Linked DNA regions of Homo sapiens: region 1 is linked to region 2. A link is a contact called in ENCODE Hi-C data. All regions are on one chromosome and are shown on one strand. The core of a region is the stretch at or near the end of the contact, and the rest is flanking DNA. Distances in the headings are between cores, read along the strand shown. Region 1 overlaps LOC100506403 (a long non-coding RNA gene). Region 2 has its middle 73 kb from the start of LINC01436.

What was found. A loop is a pair of places that touch in the nucleus more often than their neighbours do. Pooled maps may share reads with other maps.
Region 1: a map with no recorded cell type shows a loop between it and region 2 (12-fold over the local background). The contact joins two enhancer-like sites. A Hi-C loop is called at or near these places in 1 of 168 maps with a recorded cell type or tissue (PC-9), 1 of 37 single-sample maps with no recorded cell type and 10 of 50 pooled maps.

What each region holds. Positions count from the first base shown.
Region 1 is chr21:35,526,972-35,530,732 of GRCh38, reverse strand. All of the region lies in intron 1 of LOC100506403 (a long non-coding RNA gene), which reads left to right. Among named protein-coding and RNA genes, the nearest start is that of MIR802, 190 kb to the left of the region's middle. RefSeq lists enhancers at 1,972-2,151, 2,172-2,221, 2,282-2,401. Within about 2 kb of position 2,017, at least 14 of the 41 ENCODE cell types and tissues checked have a DNase peak (open chromatin) inside an H3K27ac peak, as active enhancers do.
Region 2 is chr21:35,930,900-35,934,644 of GRCh38, reverse strand. No RefSeq gene overlaps it. Among named protein-coding and RNA genes, the nearest start is that of LINC01436, 73 kb to the left of the region's middle. Within about 2 kb of position 2,169, at least 24 of the 41 ENCODE cell types and tissues checked have a DNase peak (open chromatin) inside an H3K27ac peak, as active enhancers do.

The sequences.
Region 1 (3,761 bases), core at 768-3,267, 400 kb after region 2:
AAAGAGAAACTATTTATAGAACATATTTTCTGTTTTCCTTATGTAGGGGACAAAGGAATCATGATCCAGGAGGTCAAAGGGCATTCAGACGCTGTGTTTTTCCAGGAGGTTGTACTGTATGTGTAATTTACATTCTACAAAGTTCAACTATCCTGCTCTTCAAAGGGGGACCCCAGGGGCCAGCATTGTACTAAATTCAGGAGGCTTTGTGGACCTAAGAGGCAAAGAGATGGTCCCAGGGCTGCTCCAGGGCCACAAGATAGGGAACCTTTCCTTCCCCAGTCATCATTAGCTTTAGCCAAAGCAGGACAGGTGGCGGTGGTGACAGAACAGAGTTGTCCTCTTCTCTGTGGAGTTTGCAGCTATACCTAAGGGCAGCCTTGCTCTTTTCATCTTGCTAGTCCTTTAAAGGGAAGACCCTGTGTTTGAAAAAGCCTATGAATGCTACCAGGGGAGGAAAAAGCCCTGAAGAAGACACCCGTGGCCCAGAGATTCCTGTAGCTTCAGAAGTACCTGCAGAGACCACTTCCAACTACTCAAAATCTAGAGGTGGTGGTGACAGGCAGGAGAAGTCAACTAGCAAGAGTTTGCCCTTTGTACAGACTGTCCTGTGTTCCACCAGTGGGGAGCTTCTCCATCTAGTTCACACCATAGATTGATGGTTGCCTTCTTGTGTCTTAACACATGAAGTTTTAACAGTATGTACTTATGCCGAAGACTGAATTTATCATAGTTAGGTGACTAGCCAGGCTGGCTTGCCTGGGACTCGGAGTTCTCAGGACATGCAAATTTCAGTGCTCAAACCAGGAAAGTTCAACATACACCCCGATAGGTTGGTCACCCCATAGTCAAATTTGAAGTTAGAGAGTTATTTAGAATGGGAATTGCAATCCTTTGATTACATCACTTAATCACCACCACTCTATCTTGGCTATTGCTAAATTCTTTATCTGAGTTGTCTTGTAGCAAAGACCTTTTTGAAAGCTGAAAATTCCACATTGTGCTGTTTTCTTAACCAGTGGGGCATTTGAACTCAAAATGACATCAATGTGCTAGAATGCATACATCATGGCTTTGAAAAAAATAGGTCTGAGAACGAGGCAAAGTAAAACTAAGCAAACAGATAAGAATAGCAACCAAACCTGATCTTAGTCCAAAGGCCTAGAAGGGATGACAACAATTCTAAGTTTTTACATTGCCTACCTTGAAACCTATGATTGATAGTAATGGATTAGCGTGATGTATACTGTGTTCATTAAAGTGAAGGAGACCGGATAACTCACACAAGATAAATACTTTATTTATGAATGATTAAAATATTTTACAGCCATCTATCATCGTGAGCTCGAATGTAGTTAAAAATCAATTCGAAGTGAAAGTGAAAGGAGAGAGGCAGGAGAGGAAGACGTCTCCTCTCCCTGCTTCTGCCTTTGGCCTCAGGGTTATAATGGTCCTGCCTGAATGCTTGCATTGCTTGGTTCTTTGCTCAAGCAGCCTGGTTTAGTTGGGGTTCAAGGCCAAGCTGTGCAATAACAAACCCTGACAGGCTTTAATAAAGAGATATACAGCGTCTCGGATGTATTTGAGGGAACGCTGATGCTTGTGGTTTTGTATATGGTTATGGTAAATAACTAGCCCGCTAATTCTTGTGGTCGGCCTTTGCTGGGAGCGCTGGACCACTGGAGACCCATTTAACCCGAATCCCCCGCACCTACAGAGAGCCTTGCATTGCAGTCACAACAAGCAGGGCAGAGGCAGGGGCTGCCGGCCTGCGGCTCATCTCCGGGCTGAGTTCTGCTCACTTTTCCTCCCGCAGGAGCAGGATGGGCTGTGAGGCTGACAAGCCTGACCAAGGCGGCAGAGAACTTTCTACGTGTTGTGTTGTCACTCCGCGTTTCCCCTTTCCCCATGACTGATTCCTGGAGATGCTCTCTGTAAATGAGCCCAAGTGGGAGGAGAGGCTGACTGCTGAGTCCTCAGCAGTGCTGGAGGCCCCCGGGGGGGACAGCAGCTTCACATCCTGACAGGAGGCACTCAACCCGAACCGGAGCTGCAGGCGCCTAGGGTCCCTGACTCAAATTAGGGCGGGTGCGCCAGGCTCCGGACCTAAACCTACATCTTTCTTTTTCAACCCTTTTCAACTGCTTAGCATTTTATCTTTCTAACTGTGCATAGAAGAACTTAAGAGGGAAGTGGCATTTTGGACAGCAGCAGCCACAGAAAGGAAAGTTGCAAAACTGCAATATATCATTTTGGAGCAAATGCCTACCTACAGCTCATGGTCTTGGCTCATTTTTAGGAGAATGAAAGGGTTTGATACTGTTTGACTTCATCTCACCCAGCAACTTGAGACTAGGGTTCATCTAATGCCACCCCCACCCCATGCATATTTAAAGGTCTATGACTCAAAACCGTCTATCCTTTATCAAATGAAATGTGGAGATGATGACATGACTGTACTCCCACTCCCCTCTGAATGTGCAATTCTTAGATTTAAAAAGGCAAGAGAGGCATTGTTTCCCAGACCCTCCTTCCCTCCCCACAGTGTCCACTGAGAGAGATTCCTTTCCCAACATCACAGGAGACTCATGGCATCTTCTGTGCTGACCTCATGAGCTTCTCAGGGCATTTTGTTGCCCATTCTCCTGCCATTGGATCCTGAATTGGAGACGGGAGTACAAGGAAGGTTCTATAGAATCACCAGGCTTTCCTTTCCCCTGGTGTGTCTAACTTTTGACAGATACCCATTCTTCCACACATCCACAGGGAACTACGAGAGAAGTTGTGAGTTACTGATGTGCACTGAGTGTTTGTGGTCCCCTCCCTGAATTTCTCTGTTGAAGTCCTAATCCCTAAAGTGATGGTATTTGGAGATGGGGTTTTGGGGGTGATAGGTCATGCGGGTGGAGCCCTCATGAATGGGATTAGCACTCTTAGGAGAAGACACAGGAGAGAGATGATTGCTCTCTTCCTTATGTAAGGATTCAGAGAGTAGCCAGTCATCTGCAAACCAGCAAGAGGACTCTCACCAGGAACAGAATTGGCTGCCACCTTGATTTTTGACTTACAGCCTCCAAAACTGAGAAAGTCATGCCTGGTGTGTAAGCTGCCCCATCTTTGGTATCCTGAATGGCAGCCTGATGTGACTGCAATAGTGATGAGCTCACCATGCACCTGCTGCTGGAAGTTCTTGTTAGTTTCCTGCTGCTTCTGCCCAAGGATAAGAAAGAAGATGATGTCTCTAAAGACCAGGGCCCCTCCACCCTGTATATTTTACCATTATTGTTTCCCCTGTTCCAGCAATACTACTTCTCTCAGTCCTGTTTGGGTTGCTCTAATGAAAATACCATAGACTGGGCGGCTTTCACACAAAAGAAATTTATTTCTCTCAGTTTTGGAGGATGGGAAGTCCAAGATCAAGGCACTGGCAGATTTAGTGTCTGCTGAGGGCCCAGTCCTAAGAGATGGCTGTTTTCTCCCTGTGCCCCCACAGGGTAGAAGGGGCAAACAATCTCTCTGGGATCCCTTTTATAAAAGCAGCAATACCATTCTTGAAGTCTCCTCCCTCATGACCTAATCACCTCCCAGAGGTCCCACCTCCTAATACTATTACCTTAGGGTTTAGTAGGACTGGTTTCCCAGAAGCCCCTCTCCGTGGCAATGTATGAATTTTGGGAAGACATAAACATATAGTCCATTGCACCACTTTATATACATAATATATATATATGTTATATGTATGTGTATAGATATATGTTTTG
Region 2 (3,745 bases), core at 920-3,419:
AGAGGGTTGAGAGGAGAAGGAGAGATGAAAATGGAAGAGGAGATAGAGTGAAGGAAGGGGAAGTACTGAGTTCAGTCTGGGAAGGTGGAGGGTCCAATGGCAGTTGGATGAGGAGGCTGAGCTGGGGGAAAGTCAGGAGGAAACATCTAGATTTGAGTTGCACATCAAGACTCTAATTCTATCTGCCTTCCTAAGGTAGTTGATTCCACTTGCACCAAAATCTTGATTAGATTAAATCAACATCTTAAAAAATTAAAACAAATGACACGCCTTTCATTCTTCTGTAAATGTGAAGTTTAGTGCTTTTTTTTAAGAAATAAAAAACCGAGAAAGTTGCATAAATACGCATTTGTACTCTGCCTATTTGTGCTGATTATTTCTCAGCTAGGTTTCTGCCTATGGGTTTACAAAGTATCATTTACACAAAAGTACTTTGCCAGTTAAGGAATTACAATAGGAACATTTATTCACAGAAGCAGGTCATCCCTTTCTCCCACTCTCTCCACTCCCACTTTTGAAGCAGCATATGTTTTCTGTACATTTTTCTAGCCTTCAGAAATAACTTTGTAACAAGTTACAAATCCCTAGGGCCTGCGAATTTGAAGACATGTGGTGTATTTAAGTGCTCTCCTTCTTGCTTTATTATTCCTGTGGGTCCTCCTTCCTTCTCCTTCTAAGTCAGCTCTTGGCTCCTTACCTCAAGTGCCTACTGAGGACATTTGGGCTCATCTACTCTTTCTCTCAAGATCCCTGGGTCCAAGAACTGGTCAACCCTCTCCCAACATGATTTTGAGCTAAATTATCTATTGCCTTTTTTTTTCTTCATTCCTTTCCTTCTTGAAAGATGTCTACAGTCTGCCTTGGTCCTTTAGGGGTCAGTATACCCTCTTTCTTTCTCACTCTCTGGCTGGCTATTGTCGTGTGTGTGTGTGCACACACATATGTGATTCAGTGACTTTCTCCAGAGGCGCCTGGCTTGAGTGAGTTGGTTCTGTGCCATTGGGAGGAGGATAGTTTCTTCCCCACAGGGGCAGCGCTGCTCTGACTTAGGGAGTTTAATGTCTTGTCAGATGTTGATGCTTTTACTTCCCTTCCTGTTTCAACTGGAATGAGTCATATTTGAAAATATTTTCATCCTTTTAGTGACTATATTGAATAACACACATTTTTCATTATTATTTACTGCAATTAACCTTAACCTCATTCTTTTCTTCTTTTAAACATTAGCACAGTTATTTCTATTATTATCTAGGTTCCCTCTGTCTCTATACTTAGCTTCATTAAAACGGATTGCAGCTTAGATAGGTTGAGAAACAGTCTTTTTTAATTTCTGGAGACTCAGCTTTCATTAATGCAATAATGAAAACTATGGTGGGAGAGTGTAGATAGTTGGCTAATAGATTGTCCCAACCTATTTTAGATCGGCTTTCTCCTCATTTGTCCTCCCCTAAACCAAGCTACTTATAAATGTTCTCCAATTCTGAGCTCTTTTTTTTTTTTTTTTTTGAGGTGGAGTCTCACCCTGTCACCCAGGCTGGAGTGCAGTGGCATGATCTTGGCTCACTGCAATCTCCACCTCCCAGGTTCAAGCGATTCTCCTGCTTCAGCCTCCCCAGTAGCTGGGATTACAGGCATGTGCCACCATGTCCAGCTAATTTTTTTTTTTTTTAAGTAGAGATGGGGTTTTGCCATGTTGGCCAGGCTGGTCTCGAACTCCTGACCTTAGGTGATCCGCCTGCCTTGGCCTCTCAAAGCGCTGGGATTACAGGTGTGAACTACCACACCCGGCTGCGTTAATTAAACTTCCTTTACTGCCCTGAGCTATTCTTATGACATTTCTTTGAGACAGGACAAGTGACTCAGTCTCTTTGTAATTTATTGAGTTCTTTGATTAAAAGAGACCATTACCAGCTAAAAATTCTACCCTCTGCCCTCGCTTTCACATCCTTCGAATGGATAAAGGGAAGATCTGTACAACACAGCCAGATATCAATACTGCTGCATCGTGTGCCTGGCTTCCTGGTGGTAGCCACCTGCTGCTTAGAAACTGTTTCAAAGGGGAACTGGCGTACTTCCCTTTTAAGCAAGAGTTACAGCGCAAAAGCTGCCTCAGTCATAATTTCTAACGTAGTCATCTCCTCTTTATAAGTGCACTTCCTCAGAGACCTGTGGACATAAACTGAATGTGTTAGGCAGAGACCTTTCAAAATTTAGACTTGTTTTCTGGACAGATGCCAGATTTCCTGGATGGCTGGTTACAATCCCCTTGTCCACCCGCGCAGTGCAGCTAAGATTGTCTGTCTGAATCATCATCCTTTTTTAGTGTGTACTTAAAGTGGAAGTGATGTTTTCCAGACCCTGTGTAGGAATGAGCTCATGTCATGAGGTTTTGCTCTGATGTTGGTTTCTCTCAGTTAGTTTAGTGACATTAGGATCTGAAGGCCGACGAATGGCTTTGATACCATTTTAAGGTGTCTTCCATTTCCAGTACTCCAGGATTATTGGGAAATTACTGGGGAGATGAAGACATTATGTAAGGTGGCAGGTCAACCTACTAGTTATTCACAGCCATTGGAAGATACTATGGGACTGTTAATAGTATGTGCTGAAAAGACTTCTCTCTTGTTGCTTTAAAAAAATGTAGTTTATTTACATGTATATTGACTTCTTTATGGTCCTATCCTAAGTGGATAAATGGCTGAATTCTATTTTTCTGCTAAGATTTTAGGCAGGAGAGTATTTTTCATGAATGTCTTGTAAATCATTAGTAAATGTTCTCTGACAAAGGGTTCCATGGCTAGATAGGTTTGAGAAATGCTGGGGAAGAATATGATGATGTCACCCGTAGGACATTTACATTGCTCTTCCTGATGCTGATATACAAATATATGTCTGTTTAAATTGATTTAATGATCTAATAAAAACTAAATTTCTCCTCTGAGAAATTGATGAAAACAACCAACCGTGAATATCCTAGCAAACTGTTTTCATGTCTGTTTTCAGATAAGCATTCCCTGAAGAATTTTATTTATTCATTTGTTTATTTGTTCATTGAACACATATCTATTTTGTGCCTTCTCTGTGCCAATACTTAGGGAAACGCTGCACCTTAATGAAAAGAAGGCTGTGGCAGACATGGCTGGTCTCAGCCATCCCTTTCCTTTAGTAAAGTTGAGTCCAATGCAGCCCAGAACAAAGGTTATGTTTCCCAGCTTCCCTTGCAGCAAGAACTGCCACATGGCCCGTGGGATGTGACCTTGAGGGCTATGTGCAGAGTTGCTGTGGGGCCTCTATGCACAGGCTTAGGTATGCACAGGTATGCACGTGCTATGTGTTTTGGATGGCAGAACAGCAGGACAGGAAGAGCGGGAACTCTGATACTATGGAGTGTTATAACACTTTGAATATTTATGATTAGACCATATTTAAAATAAATAAACTATTATCAATTTAAGTTACTGTTACTTTGACCTTTTTTAATGATAGCCAAACTAATAACCTAACTGATCCAGAAAGGATTTTCAATGATCAGGCATTGTCATAAGATTCAGTAGGCACATTTAGGAGCTTTTTTTTTTTGAGATGGAGTTTCACTCTTGTTGCCCAGGCTGGAGTGCAATGGCGTGATCTTGGCTCACTGCAACCTCTGCCTCCCGAGTTCAAGCGATTCTCCTGCCTCAGCCTTCCCGAGTAGCTGGGATTACAGGCATGGCCCACCACGCCTGGCTAATTTTGTATTTTTAGT